Regions from separate parts of the Mus musculus genome. Here region 2 is linked to region 1. A link is a loop called in an ENCODE intact Hi-C map of the cell type or tissue named here. Cell type or tissue: left cerebral cortex. All regions are shown on one strand.

The links. Hi-C counts contacts between places; a loop is a spot of excess contacts. Peaks named below come from ENCODE experiments on the same cell type or tissue, not always from the same donor. Only the 100,000 strongest peaks of a DNase experiment are listed, where the experiment ranks them.
Region 2: a loop joins it to region 1, with 7 times the contacts of the local background. A loop is called at or near these places in 16 of 42 quality-filtered maps.

The regions. Positions count from the first base shown.
Region 1 is chr1:132,979,651-132,987,650 of GRCm38, reverse strand. Mdm4 (transformed mouse 3T3 cell double minute 4) reads left to right here. Exons shown (of 11, transcript NM_001302801.1): 11 at 1-1,546. Among named protein-coding and RNA genes, the nearest start is that of Gm38687, 12 kb to the right of the region's middle. In left cerebral cortex, CTCF peaks have their summits at 4,717 (motif pointing right) and 5,769; a DNase peak (open chromatin) is centred at 4,747.
Region 2 is chr1:132,754,732-132,762,731 of GRCm38, reverse strand. No RefSeq gene overlaps it. Among named protein-coding and RNA genes, the nearest start is that of Nfasc, 17 kb to the right of the region's middle. In left cerebral cortex, CTCF peaks have their summits at 3,563, 3,946 (motif pointing left) and 4,830 (motif pointing right); DNase peaks (open chromatin) are centred at 3,099, 3,552 and 3,945; H3K4me3 peaks cover 459 bases; H3K27ac peaks cover 297 bases.

The sequences.
Region 1 (8,000 bases):
CTGTCCCCAAACTCACAGATGTCTGCCTTTCTACCACCACGCCCATGTAACTGATGTTACCAAAAATGATCTCATATCCATGGTGTTGCTTATGTGTCTTTGCATAGGCGCCTCCTTCAGTCCCATCTAGGAGCACAGCACAGTAGAAGTCCATTTCTTAAGTGGGCAGAGTCAGAGATAAGCTAAGAGGGCAAGTAGTTGCTTCAGTGGTTTTTAGAGCTTGGCAAACGCTTTACTGAAGATTAGCATTGTGTTGTGACACTTGAGGGCCAATACGAGCATTTAATTTGTTACCTAAAGGTGCTTTGTGTTCTTAAACAGCAAGTATTTGATGTGTGTAAACATTTCCCTTCATTCTCCCTCCCTCCTCACCGTTTTTATGGTCTCCTATTTCTGAGTTAGCTGCATTTGGACATTGCTTTTATGCCAGAGGCCATCTGTCACCTTGGATGTTTAGAAGTACAGTGTACTTATGTAGGGTCCTCCTTGAGCCTGTCCTGAGCAGTGTTGTGGTTACAGAATTGCCTACGAGCTCCAACAGAGAGGTGGGGAAGCTGGGAGGGCACAGCTGTCTGGCTTCCTTTGTGGAGGTGTTGGTTTGTTTGAACACTAAGGAATTTGAGGTTAATCTTCCCCCTCTTCCTGCCCATAGTTTTCACTTCCCTTTCAGTAAGAACGACCCCCTAAAAGAAAACAGGAGGAGATGCAGCGCTTTAGGCCGCCTTAGCCAGCAGCTTGTGTCCTACTCTGGAAGTTGTAACCTACAGTTTTTCTCACCTGTAAAGCCAACACACACAGCTACCCGTTTCTACCTCAGTTTGATGTGGCGACTATGGAGGAACAACTCTTAAAAGCTCTGACTGCCTTGAAGATGGAGGAAGCTAGTGGTCTTGGTCGACTGTGCTCTGAGGTTTATATTGAGAATCCTTTATTCTGGAAGTGAGTGCGGTTCTCCTGACCGCCTGCTCAGTAGAACCTGTGTTGCCTGCTTTAAGTCTCTGCCCACCTGCCTGTCCTTTCCTTGACACTAGGCTCTTGATTAGGAAGAGTTGTCTCCAGATGCTTTGAGAAGCACATGTAAATCTAGATAGCACATTCTACCCTGATGGAACTTCCTTGCTTGTCTTGCTGTATAGGAATTCATTCTGTATACACTTGAGTGGGTGGCATGAGATGCTCGACTTGTGTGTCGAGAGGCAGTGTCATGACATTCCCAGTCTGGTACTTGCCAGTGCAGAAGCAAATGAGGGGTAATAAACTGAGAAGAAGGGCAGCTTACTAACGAGGCCAGAGGGAAATGTTTCCGTGTGTCCTTATGTAACTTTTTACAGTGCCACTAAGTTAATAGCCCTGTACATGGGTGTTTGCACTATGTAATGCTTTTAATGCGGTTTTATTGTGTTTTTGTGTGATTAAACAGTTTTCATTTCATTGTGTTTTGTCATTATTGGAAATAGGTAATTTTGCTTATGTACAGCTAACCCATTTTCTGTTATCTTTGGCATGATTTGGGGAAGTGATTAAAAGTCATTGGCAGCTTTTCCCTAAGTTGCATATTAGAGTAATTGTATTCATTTCTGCTTCCCATTTCCCAAAGAAACGAAACATCTGCAGAGTAATATTAAAAATGGAGCTTACTGTATTTTCAAGTCAGGATTAGTGCAAAGTGTTTGTCATGAAACATGCATGTCCCCAGCATCTGCTAGAGTGTCCAGCAGTGACTCATGAACCTTTTTGGAGAGTAGAGTTCTTGGAAAATTAATGAAATGTATGGGAGCTCTTTATAACTAGTGTGTTTGTTTGTTTTTAGGCAAGGTTTCACTATATAGCCTTGGTTGGCCTGGAACTTTATATGTATCTGGTCTCCAAGTCAGAGACCTGCCTGCCTGCCTGCCTCTGTCTCTCAAGTGCTGGGATGAAAGGTATGTGCCACTCCATCTGGTGTAAATGTTTTATATTGAATCTCAGGGCCTTCACTCCGTGGTCCTCTCTTCTTTGGAGGGCTAGCTTGATAGTGTGTATGCTGTTAAAGAGGCCGTTCACCTAAATAGCACTAAAATCAGTTCCCCAGCCTTTAGTGGTTGTGTATGGCACACCTTGGGGCACTGTTCACAGACTGCCAAATAAATACTATCCTCTGAGTGTGTGCGCTCCACCTGTGTGAACCCTGGGATGGGGTGGTGTGTTTCCTGACAGGGTGGGGGCTGGGACTTTAAAGTGGGACCTAAGCCAGTTCTGTTGCTTTCATTTTGGCAACCTTTTCACATCTTGTGACCTCTCACCAAGGTATGTTTGGTTTTGTTTTGTTTTTGGGTAGAGAGGTCTGCTTATTGTAGCCTAGGCTAACCTTAAATAATTTTTTATCGCATAATTATATAACTTGTTATCCTCCTGCCTCAGCCTCAGTTCCTAGGATTACAGGTATGCATTGCCATCCCCAGCTCTTTAAGTTACTTTGTAATGTACTTTCAGCTTTGCCTGACATTGTGTTTACTGAGGTTATACTCTGCTCCACCTGAGCTGAAGGTGACAAAAGTTGGAGATTCATGTTTGTGATGTTAAACATAGTGGGACACCAATAAATAAAGCCTGGAAGCTGCCTTCAAGTCAGCTGCCATTTAAGGATGTAGCTAGGATGAAAGAACTGGCGTTGACCAAGGAGAAGGTGGCACGCCAGGCTAGGACTTGAATCTACAGCCCAAAGACACTGGCAATCCACAAAAGGGTCTTAGGTGGCCATGTTTGCTCCACAGTAGAAGTGGACCGCAGTGAGGCTGCGAGAGGCCGGAGCTGGGAATGCTGTCGATCCCAAGCTGATGGTCTGGAGAGACCGACTTGGTGTCTGTTACCCATGAGGTGTTAAAGGTATAAAGACAGCAGGTATGTGTCCAAGAATTGTAGTCAGTGGCTTACCTTATTATGTTTGAGACAAATATAAATCACAATATAAAAATGTGATTGAGTTTTGGAAAAGATATGGTGGAGACCGCAGCCAATTTAGGAGTGGGCACTGAGGGAGCGAAAGGAAAGCTAGCTGCTGGGACCTGAGACCTAGGAGTGAAGCCAGGCGTGGTGGTGCATGCCTTTAGTTTTAGCTATTGAGAAGCAGAAGCATGCAGACTGAGTGCCAGGCCAGTGAGGGTTATGTAGTAAAACTCTGACTCAAAAATAACTTTTTGAAAAAGGTGAATTAAAACCTAGGTCCACACCTGGTATGCACCTTTAACCTCAGCGCTTGGAAAGAAGAGGTAGGAGGATTTGAAGTTGAAGGCCAGTGTGGGCTACGTGGGGAGACCAATAGTAACTATAGAGAGAAGAGATTGTAGTGGTATTGAGAGGGGAAAAATTGGGGGCTAAAGAGATGGCTCAGTGGTTAGCAGTGCATACTTCCCTTCAGAGGCCTGTGTCTGGGTCTCAGCCCCCATGTAAGGTGACTCACCTCACTGTTACTCCAGCTCCAGGGATCCAGTGCCTCTGGCTCAGTAACACATGCATATAATTAACAATTCTTTTTATCTGGGTGATGGCGGTACGAGCCTTTAACCCCAGCACCCAGGAGGCAGAGGCAAGCTCATCTTTGTGAGTTCAAGGCCAGCCTAGTGTATGGACAGAGTTCCAGGACACCAGGCCTTCGGAGAGAAACCCTGTCTCAGCAACAAAAACCACCTCACAGAGAACATGTAAGCAGAGCAACTGCTTGTTTTAGGTTTAGAGCACAGCTTGTAAAAAGATGTCTTTTAGGCTAACATGACCTTGTCATGACTTGATCATCTTCATTTTGCAAAGACAGGAAATGATCCATGACCTTGTCTGACCTCAACTCAACCTGGGCCTCTACCTTTGGGGGGAAAAACTCATTAGTAGGCAGTAAGCAAAACATTTGAGTTGTAGAGGCTTTAAACTTCTACTGCCCTAATTGGGAGTCTTTAGTTTGTGCAAAACGTGCATGCACCTGTGGTAAATTGCCATATACTGTTTAAGCTTAGGTGGGACTCTGGGAGTAAGGAGACCCTCCTTGTTTCCTCTAAAACTCCTTGTCTTGGCAGAGTTGGTCCCTAATTTGTAACAAGGAGGATGGGAAACAGCAAGCACCTAAGAGTAGTCATTACTGTGCTGGACTGGGGAGGTGGCTCAGGGGTGAGGAACACTTGATGCCCTTCCCTAGGGATTGAGTTCGGGTCCCAGGACTCCGGACTGGCAGCCTGGTAGTCCACAACTGCTAACTCTTGCTCCAGGGCATCCAACATCTCCGGATTCCTGAGGCAACGTGCACATACACACCACCCCTGTATGAGCAGCCATTTAAAAAAAAAAAGATTTTATTTATTATATGTAAGTACACTGTAACTGTCTTCAGATGCACCAGAATTCACCATACAGACCATGCTGGTCTTAACCTCAGAGATTTATCTGTCCTTGCCTCCCAAGTGTCTGGATTAAAGTTGTTTATCACCATGCCTGCCAGAACTTTGTACTTTTGTTTGCTGGCTATAATAAACTTCTTCAGAATCCAAAGCATGGGTGGTGTTATCATTTCTGGATTGTACAAAAAAGTTTGAAATATTTTCACTTCGTGCAAACTTTGACGCGAAGCCTGACTTGCCAGTTGTTTACTGGGTGACCTGAGGCAAACCATTTAATGTCTCTAGCCCTTAGCTCCTGGTTTATACAACAGGCATAGTGGACAAATGAGGTACCACTGGTGAGGTGCTTGGCTGTCTTCACCAGTGGGGCATAGCCTTGGTCGCCCACCAGAGGGCACTAGTAACCTAAAAAATTGAGGATGTTCCTTCCTTCAAACACAGCCATAGGTCTTTAAATATCTATGGTTGCGGTGTTTGGGGGATCTTTGCTAAGATTCTTCTAAAGTCCACCACCATAGCCTTAAGTAAAAGAACTCGTGATACTTTAACCGCACACCAGCCACGAGGAATATTTTATTTTTATTTTGTCTGCGTTTACTGTCCCCTCTCCATCTCAAGCCTTCCTGGAACCTAGCTACAGATGTCTTCTCTCAGTGATAACCTATCCCTTGTTCGAAGCTTATCCAAACACATCTCATTGCGCCTCCCATCCCCCACAGCTTTCATCCCAACAGGCAAAAGGGGCAGTGGTCTGTTTCCGAACTCTGTAGAGCGTTAGAAGTTGTCTCCTGAACTGCTCTGTGGGTGTCTAGTAATCCACAGATGGCCACCACAGAAAGCCTTGTTCACCGGAGAGAAATGTCCCATGAGGTGGGAGAAACCAACACCATGGTCTCCCTCAGATATTCTTGACTTTAGGAGAACAACAGATTTAAGCATGTATCATATATGTATTTGCTTCTTAAAATCTGTCTTCGGGGGCTGGAGAGAGAGCTCAGCAGTAAAGAGCTCTGGCTGCCCTTTCAGAGGACCCGGGTTCAGTCCCCAGCACCCACATGGCAGCTCACAACTGTCTGTACATAACTCCTGTTCAGGGGACCCGACACCCTCCCTCACAAAGACACACAGATCACCAGTGTACATAAAAATACAATTTAAAATCTATCTTAGGTTAATCCGGTGGGAAGGCAATTCGGCTCCAGGTTAGCTCACCACTGTCCCAGGGAAGGGGCCAGAAGGAAGTGCCAAGCACGGTCTAGGACCATGGAACCACAGAATGCTTAGGTGGCTGAGATGGCACCCCAGAAGTCAGTTCCAGCACCTTATTGTTTAGAGAACAGAAGTGGCACCACCAGGACAGGAACTTCATTAGTATCAGGTTTATCTCATTTATAAAGATTTATTTTTATGTGTATGGGTGGGTGTTTTGCCTGCATATGCATGCAGTGACAGAGGCCAAAAGAGGGCAGTGGAGCACTTATAACTGGAGTGTTGTTAGCTACTGTGTGCGTGCCCCATGCATGCACATGTATGTGAAACTGAATCTGGGAACCCTGCAAGAGCAACAAGTGCTCTTAGCCTCTGGGCCTTGTCCATAGCTCCACATCAGTCATTTCAGCAGCACTGAGATTCAGTTCTGTGGGCAGGCACGCTAATTCTCTTTTACTGTCCTCATTGATACTAAGGCTTGTGTGTTAGTGTATGCCAAGTGTCTGCTTTGCACTTGGGGATATAGTGCAGTGGTAGACCACTTGCTTAGCACTGTGCATGGCCTTAGGTTCCACCCCCAACATTAGAAAGACAATCATAACAATTCTGAAGGAAATACAGTGTTCGGGAAATGAGCTGTTATTCTCACTTTGCATAGGAATGGGGCAGTTAGATAAGTGGCATGTGATAGCTCGGGGATGTACGTGCTGGATAGAACGTTTGCCTAGCTGTAATGAAGCATGGTTCTCCCCACAATCAAGTATGCCAGGTTCGGTACAACAAACATATGTATGATCTCAGCCCCCAGAAGGTGTGGACAGAATCGGCTCAAGTTATCCTTAGCTATGCTGGAGTTTGAGCCAGTATGGGAGAAATGAGATTGTGTGTGTGTGTGTGTGTGAGTGTGTGTGTGTTTGTATGGAAGGGACTGGACTATCCTGGCCATGTCACTGGTAAAACTTGGAGCACGGATGGGACTGGCCTTCCAAATGTCTACCTGTGGAGTCTGGTGGGAACTCATAGGAAAGGAAATGGGCTGGGTTGAGTACAGGAGGGACTGGGGTAAGCCAGAGAGCCATGCCTACATCAGGATTGCCCATTTGCTAACTCTAGCCAGGTGGTTACAGGGCTGGTGGAAGGCCTTCGTTACCTGCCGGTCTCACGATTCAAGAGAATAGGCAAAGATTTTCCTAGGAAACCTCTGTTTTATAAATACTGAATAACAACAACAACAACGTAAATAATAATAACAATAATGATCTTAAAAGGCGGACCTGTGGCTCAAGTGAGGGCCAGGCCCAACTGAACGTGCTCACTGTTCTGGTGGGCAGGTGGGAAGCGAGGTGTTTGGTGTCTTGCACAGCCCACAACCCTGCAAGGCAGATTTCAGTGCATACCAGAAGGAGCTGGACAGAGGAGAGAAGAGCACCCCAGAGACAGTGACTCCACTGAGATTGGCATTCCTGCCCTGTGTCCGCCCCTTCCAGACTGGAGACTCCGGATTTCTGCAGCAGTGATCCTTTAAGGCAGACTCGGGAACACACAAGCTCTAGAGCGGTTCTCAACCTTCCTAATGCTGCGACTTTTTAATAGAGTTCCTCACGTTGTGCTAACCCCCAACCGTAATATTATTTTCCTTGCTACTTCATAACTGCAGTTTCCTGCTGTTAGGAATCATAATGTAAGTATCTGATAAGTGACTCCTGTCGGGGTTGTGACCCACACGTGGCTGCTCTAGAGCTTCTTTGTAGTTGTAGCGGTGGTGTCGCACACCTTTAATCCCAGCACTCGGGAGGCAGAGGCAGGTGGATTTCTGAGTTCGAGGCCAGCCTGGTCTACAAAGTGAGTTCCAGGACAGCCAAGGCTATACAGAGAAACCCTGTCTCAAAAACAAAACAAAACAAAACCTAGCTCTGGTCTCTAGGTTCACCCCAGCTAGACCTGCACCTCCAAGTTACCCTACCAGATCTGCTCCCCAGGTTACAAGCACACCCCCTGCCTAATGACCACCAATGCGGAGGAAATAAAAGTTTACAGTTTGATTCCCAGCACCAGCCAATTATGCTAAAGGCCATAGTAGCTTTCCAATTAGATGCTTGCCAGGCTAGGAACACCCCCCGACACACACACACACACAACCCCCGCACTTACTGCTTTCTATAAAGCCTTACCGCATAGATGTTCGGGGCTCCTTTCCACCTTTCCATCCTGTGTGTCAGCGGTGAGCTGAGGGGCCCAAGCTAACTCTAATTAAAGGCCCTGCTATAACTTGCACTGAATCGGCTCCTGTCTGTTTTTTGGGGTTCACTAACACTTCCGTGGCACTACAATGTCTTTTTAGTTTTCCTGTGGGTTCTTTCTTATGACTGCAAAATAGAGAAGGGTGTCAGATGATTGTTGTAGACATGTGTGTTCTGTGTAGTGGAG
Region 2 (8,000 bases), 220 kb after region 1:
ATTCTCACTCCCTCCCTCGAGACCCTGTTGACTGGCTGAGCTGGCTTGGTCAAATAAGTAAATAATAAATAAATCTTAAAAACAAAAAGCTTGTATTTTTACACAAATGGCAACATGCTACATACAATGTTTTAGATTTTTTTCAATTAAAATATACAAGTGGTTGTGGCTAATTTCAGTTGTCAGCTTGATTGGATTAATAAATGCTTTGGGGTGCTGGAGAGGTGGGTCTGTGAATCAAGTGCTTGCTGTAGAAACAGGAGATTCGAAGCTCGAATCTCCAAAACCCATGCAAAGCTGGGTGCAGTGCAGTGCGCCTCTGATCTCAGTGCTCTTACAATGAGATTCAAGGCAGAGACAGAGAATCCTCAGACCTCCCCCCCCCCCCACACACACACACCAGTTAGTCTGGCAGACACAGCAGGGAAGCAACAGGGTCGAAGGCAAGGACCATGGACCAAATGAAGAAAAGGATGCCCTGGAGGATGCTCAGCGGTTAAAAGCCTTTGTGCTCCTTCAGAGGACCTGGAGGGTTCAGTGCCCACATCAGGTAGCTCACAACCACCTGTAACTCTAGCTCCAGGGCATCTGATGCCCAGTTTTGGTTTCCAAAGACAGTAGGCATACATACTGTGCACATAAATATATGCACGCACTCACACATATACATAAAATGAAAATTAAAGAAACAAATATTTTATTCACTTACTTTTTCTTCCAGCAGAAGCTCACTACGGTGCCTCTGGTGACCGGTCTGGAACTTATCATGGAGACCGGGCTGGACTCAGGCTCACAGAGATTCTTCTGCGTCTGCCTCCCGAGGGCTGGAGTTAAAAGTGTGCGTCACCATACCTGGCTCATAAATAAATCTTTTTTTAAAAAATACGTTTAAAGGGCTGGTGAGATGGCTCAGTGGGTAAGAGCACCCGACTGCTCTTCCGAAGGTCAGGAGTTCAAATCCCAGCAACCACATGGTGGCTCACAACCATCCATAATGAGATCTGAAGCCCTCTTCTGGAGTGTCTGAAGACAGCTACAGTGTACTTACATATAATAAATAAATAAATCTTTAAAAAAAAATACGTTTAAAAAGGAAAAAGCCAAGGTAAGCACTGGCTTTGCCCCTTCTCTGCTTCCGACGTAACCCTACCCGAGCCAGCAGCAACCCCACACACCTCCGCCACCACTTATGATGCATTTGGGCAGAGCCTCTGGTGGCATTCTCTTTATGTTCTGAGATCGAGAGAAAGGATGAGTTCAGAGGTGAGGGACTTTTGGAGGAGGTAGTTTCAAGACGGCATAATATACAGGCTGTGCACTTACCCGATTTACAGCGGGGAAAGGCAGAAAGTAGAACAGAAAAACCAAACGTGCAGTTTGGCCAAGAAAGGAATGTGAACCCGGCTAAAGCTGCAGACCAAGGCTGAATTGAATGTTAGCTGTGGAAAGTGATGTGTCTAACTGTTGTTCGAACGCTGTGCTGGTTCACCCTCATCGTCAGCCTGACCTGACTTGCCTGATTTGGATCCATCTAGGTGGCACACCTTGAGGGTCTTTCTAGAGGAGTGTGACTGAGGAAGGAAGACCCTGAATCTTCCCGTGCACACTTACGCAAGAGTGCAAAAGTCAAGACTGAATAAAATATGAGAAATCAATGAGTACGGATGAGCCCTACCGTGAAAGGATGAGACAAAGGACCTCTCTTTGGTCTTGTCAGACACCGGGGGTTTCAGGTGTGCTCTGAACACTCAGCTTGTTGTATATGGATCTGAACTCGGCTCCCTGTGAGTGCCCACAACAACAGGGCCATTTCTTCAGCCCACTTCCATTCCTTCACAGGTAACCTCTGCTAGATAGCAATATGAGGCTTTTACATACATGGTCTAGAGTATTCTTTAAGCATAGTATTCTTTTCTTTTATAACTGTGGGTTTGCCCACACCTATGCAAGAGTGCATACTTCAAGATTATAAAAATATACCTTCATGTTTTCTTTTGTATGGGTTTAATTTTATTTTTAATTAGTTGCTTGGTCGATAACAAATTTCGGTTTTAGGAATGACTATTTCTTTTCCTTAACACTGTAGCTCATATTTCATGTTCACCTGTTTCTGAAAGTCACCTCATTCTTTTTACGGTGGGAATAATAACCAGCTCCCTGAATATAGATCATTTCTATACAGTATGGCATTATAAATAATAATGTGAGACATACCCATCTCGATGGCATCCAATGCAGTCTAATGCTTATGCAGTTAGTATTGTTTACATGTCACTGAGGGATCAGCTTAAAAATTCAGATTCCAGGGCTAGAGGGATGGCTCAGCAGTTAAGGACACTGACTGCTCTTCCAGAGGTCCTGAGTTCAATTCCCAGCAACCACATGGTGGCTCACAATCATCTGTAATGGGATCCTATGCCCTCTTCTGGGGTAGGTGGTAGTGGTGTTGTGTCTGAAGGCAGCTACAGCGTACTCATATACATAAATAAATAAATCTTTAAAGAAAAAATTGGATTCCAGTTTAGTATATCCAAGGGAACTTGGGGTCTAGGATCTGTAACAGGTTCCCAAAGTCTTCACAGTCCTGTGTGTGTGATTCACCTCTCTAGTATGTGTCCAGTCACTTGGGGAGGAAGGAGCATTCACAAGCAGTCTGACCCTGTCTTTGAAGGGCTTGAACAGTGAGGAATTTTCCATTAAGTCAAGTCTATTTCTAAGCCCTGGTTCTGCCACCTGGGCACAGGCCTCGCTCCTGTGCCAAGGCTTTAGCATTTTGCTTAGACCGTCTCCATGGCTTCCCTTTTTCCACCTGTGCCACAGATGCCCAAGTCCTGGGAGGGCAAAGAAGAGCTTGTTCCAGCTTCGAACCCAGTCTCTGACCTAAGCTCTCCCTATGCCTGCCTGGCCACGGAAGGCCATGAAGTGTTCTCAGCCATGCCTCCAACCCCCATGCTTCTAAAGAAGACTCTCCTAGTCTAACAGGATGGGGGTGGCTGGTTGGGTGGATTCCGAGAAGGAAGAATTGAGTAGAGGAAGAAGGCCCTAGTGGTGTGCTGGCAAATGCTTAGCTGGCTCAGCTCTCTGCTCTCCACAGCAGCAGCAGCAGCAGCAGCCGGCTGACACCACAGCCCTGATGTCTAGCACTCAATTGTTTCGGTGGTGTCTAGTCTCCCTCCACCGCCAGTGTCTAGCTGGCAGAGTACCATCACTGCATGTGGTAACAGTTAGAGCAGTCCCAAGCAACAGAGACAGTAAATGTAAAAATCCCCAGTGACACTAGATTGTAGCGTAATCATTAGAAAATTAGGAGTTTTAGTGCTTGCCGTATTTTTAATGTATTTAGTTGTAAATTTTTAACGAAGGCTATATTTAGCAACACGTCTTCGAAATATAGCTATCTGCTCTCATGAGCATGTTTGAGCCAGCTCCAGCTAGTCCTTTTGGGCCTCCGCTTTGATAGTTGGAATTTATCTTCAAGGACAGACAAGCCTTGGAGGCTCCTTACTGCCTATGCCTTTGAGACGCTCCCATTGATGCTAGCATCAGCGCTCTGTCACCCCCTATCGTCGACACCAGTGTCTACAAGTACCAGGGAGCCTTACTTTCTGGGACAGATTTGTACACCCCAGCGTAGGTAGAGTAGTCCCCTTATGCAGCCTTTTTGCGTGATTCTTCAGCTCTATTATGCACCCCATCATTTGGGGCGAGTAGAGGTAGTAATCACGCGGCATCTCATTCTGACTTTGAAGGGCTCAGTGAGGGTTTTCCTATTAAGTCAGTCTATTTCTAAGCCCCAGTACTGTGCCCTGGGCACAGGCAGAGGAGGTCCGCTCTCTATCGTCAGCCAGCTACTCTCTCCGTACCCACCAGAGCAACGGGTCCTTTGAGCTCAGACCCTCCCGCGGGGAGATGCAGTCAACCTTACCTGGAGCTGTAGCGCCATCTAGTGTCTCTGTAGGGACATTGTCGCGTTCACCGGCTCTTCAGCCCCGCCCGGGCACCCCTGAGTATGCTGTGCTGATTTTGTCTGAAGTAGAAAGTCTCTCCAGACATCCACATCAATGTGGATCACAGCTGAGAGCTCCAGCCTGGGCAACCCCGGGGTTCCTCTCAGCCAGCAGCTTTCAAGCCTCATCGCCTAAGACCACCTGTGAGAAATACATTTACAATAGACACAGCAGTCCAGGATATCCTGTGTAGAGAAGGTTCGAGAAACCATGTCTACCCTTGCTGTGTATAATGCATTTGGACAGTTCTGTTATTATTCTTTTTTTCCCATTAGAGGAAAAATAAAGAAAAGCCAGACACAACTTCAGCAAAGAGAACAACTTATTCACTGATTGGTCATTTACCTGTTGTTTGCAAAATCTAGCCTAGACTAACAAATCAGTTCACTGAGGACCAAAGAAAGAAGAAATGAGCTCCCCCAGCGAACCAAAGGCAGATCCATCAAGGTCCAGGTTGCTGCTGTCTAACCCTGCACTCTTTTCCTCTAGTCGCTGGCCTTTTCTGGGCTCTTACTTAGCATGGAAGCCCAGAGGCCCCACTGGCCTTGGTCTGGACATTTAGGCCACATGGATGTGTGTGCAGGTGCCCCATAGCCCCAGAGCCCCAGAGGCCAAGGTCCACCATCTTCTGGAGAGGAGCTTCTTTTTGTAGCACCAGGCAGGTTTACTAATGGGGAGGACAAAGGCAGGTCAACAGGTGGTATTAGCATTCTTACTCCAAGTCACAGGCCTAAAAGTAGCCTCTGGGATGTCTGTCTGTCTGTATTTTTTTAAAGACTTATTTATTATGTGCATTAAGTATATAGTGTGTGCATGCCTATATACCAGAAGAGGGCATCAGATCCCATTACAGATGCACGTGCAGGTATACACATGTCAGAGCATGCATGTAAAGATCAGAGCCACCATGTGATTGCTGGGATTTGAACTGAGGACCTCTGGAAGAGCAGTCAGTGCTCTTAACCGCTGAGCCATCTCTCCAGCTCCCCTGTCTGTATTTTCATGTTTTAGATAGTGACTCACTATTGGGTTGTCCTCAGATGGACACTTCACCCTTGGGACTGAATTTCTTTCTTTTTAAAAAACAATTTATTTTTATTTTATGTACATCGGTGTTTTGACTGCACACGTATCTGTGTGAGGATATCAGATTCCCTGGAACAGAAGTTAAAGAAAGTTGTGAGCTGCCATGTGGGTGCTGGAAATTGAACCTGGGTCATCAGGAAGAGCAGCCAGTGCTCTTAACTGCTGAGCCATCACTCCAGCCTGATCTGAGACTGTCTTTCTCTCTTTCTTTCTCTTTTTCTTTCTCTCTTTCTCTTTCTCTTTCTCTTTCTCTTTCTCTTTCTCTTTCTCTTTCTCTTTCCCTTCCCCTTTCCCTTTCCCTTTCTCTCTCTCTCTCTTTCTCTCTCTCTCTCTCTCTCTCTCTCTCTCTCTCTTCCTTCCTTCTTTCCTTTCCTTCTTGTGTGTGTGTGTGTGTGTGTGTGTGTGTGTGTGTGTGTGTGTGAGAGAGAGAGAGAGAGAGAGAGAGAGAGAGAGAGAGAGAAAGAGAATGCATGTGCAGGTATACACATGTCAGAGCATGCATGTAAAGATCAGAGGACCACTTTTGAGAGTGTTCTTTCTTTCTAACATGGGTTCTGAGGTTCAAACTCAGATTATCAGGTCTGTGCAGCAAGCATCCACTGACCCACCTTGGTGGCTCTGAAACTCACTTCTAAAACTTGAATCTTAGCTGATTCTTTAAAATGATTCCTGGTGCAGTGTTCCTAGGTGTGGAGGTTTGAATAGGTATAGCCCTCAAGGGCTCATGTGTCTGGAGGCTTAGCCCATAGGCAGTGACACTGTGAGAATGTGTGGTCTTATTGGAGTAGGTGTGGCCTTGTTGGAGGAAGTCTATCACTGTGGAGGCAGGCTTTGAGGTCTTACATATGCTCAAGCCATGCCCAGGGTGACACACAGTCTCCTCTTTGCTGCCTATGGATCAGGATGTAGAACTCTCAGCTCCTTCCTAACTCCATTTCTGCCGGAACAATTCTATGCTTCTCACCCTTTGATAAAGAACTAAACCTCTGAAGATGTAAGCCAGGCCAAATTCAATGTTACACTTTATAAAAGTTACCTTGGTTATGGCATCTCTTCACAACAACGAAACTAAACCCTAACACACTAGGTGAACAGTAGTAGAAAGATACATCCACATGATTTTCCCAGAGGGTATTTTGGCATTTAAAAAAAACTAAAATTTTAGGTTGAATGTATCTGGAGATGTAGCAAGTTTGAAGTAGCCCTGGGATACCCACGACCCTGTCTCAAAACATATAAAACAAAACAAAATAGCTTCAATGTTCAAGCCCACCAACCTAGACATTCTATTGGTAGACATTTAATATAAGGGACTAAATATTATACATTTAAAAATGACCACCATAATGTCTTGTATTTCTAAAAATATTTTTATTTTTTATGTACTTGGCTGTTTTGCCTGCATGTATGTCTGTAGACCACATGTGTGCCTGGTACCCACAGAGGCCAGAAGAACATGTTGGAATTGAAGTTACTGACAACTGTGAGCCTCTATATATGGGTGCTGGGAATTAAACCCAGGTCCTCTGGAAGGGCAGCTAATATGCTCTTACCTCTTGAGCCATCTTTCCAGCCTCCAAATTTTGTATTTTTTAGAGGGAAACATATGAATAACATCAATATAGAGTTAGTTTTAATTTTCTGATTTTATTACAAAAAATGTAATAGTATGGGGCCATTTTGTATCTCAGTGTGGAGGGTGAAAACTTACAGAAGAGCAGGTGACAAGACCCTCTGTGAAGTGCCCACTTCCTAGGACCAGAGTGGCTGCCACCTGCCACTAAAGAAGGGAGTTGTCCAGAATCACATGCACACTGTTCCCCAACCCCACACCAGGAGCCTCTGCTGCGTGCACCTCTCTGAGAGTCATTTGGGGGAGAAGAAAGGAAACTCTGGAAGTTCACACTTCTCTGTGCGTAGATGCACACGAGTTGCCAGTGGGATGCTCACAAGAGTAGGAGCCAGAGCGGTGTCAGGTGTTTCAAAATAGTATTTATAAAATGTGGTCTGCATAAACATTGTCCTGTGAAAGGATGTCTTGTGTTAAGCTTCTGGCTATTACAAAGCTGCAGTCTCAGGGTTGTATTGCTGTGAAGAGACACCATGACCATGGCAACTCTTATAAAGGAAAACACTTAATTGGGGCTGGATTACTGCTCAAAGGTTTAGTCCATTATCAACACGGCAGGAAGCATGGTGCTGTCCAGGCAGACATGGTGCTGGAGATGGGGCTGAGAGTTCTACATCTGGTTCCACGGGCAGCAGGGAGAGAATGAGAAACTGGGCCTGAAATGCGCTTCACACCCACTCCAGCAAGGCCACACCCCCAACAATGCCACTCCCTATGAGTCTATGGGGGCCATTTTCATACAAACCACCATAGCTGCTGGGGACGCTTGTGAGCAGGGTCTTGTTTAAGCATAAGTTTACACTTTCCGACATAAATGCCCATGAGTGCAGTCGAGGATTGTTTCCTGGCTTAGCATAGGGTGGTCCTGGGAAATGCTTCATGATTGTTTGAGAAGAACACGTGTTCTGGTGAAAAAGACTGTTTCATACATCTCTCAGGCCCAAGCGGTGTGTAGTGTGGTTGAAGCTGCTTGTGTCTGCATCATTTTCTCTGATTCTCTCTCTCTCTCTCTCTCTCTCTCTCTCTCTCTCTCTCTCTCTCTCTCTAGCTCTCTCTCTCTTTCTCTTGTACTGGGTATTGAAGTCTTCAACTGTTGCTGTCCAACGTGACAATCTTTGTCTTTGGAGCATTTAATCTACTTACATTTAATGTTTTATTGAGCTAATTGGATTTCAACCTGCCATATTACATTCTGCCCTCTGTGCATCTCATGTCTATCCCTCTCCCTGCCCCCCTCCCGGGCCTTTTCCTTCTTTATAGTGTCCTTTGGGTTAAGT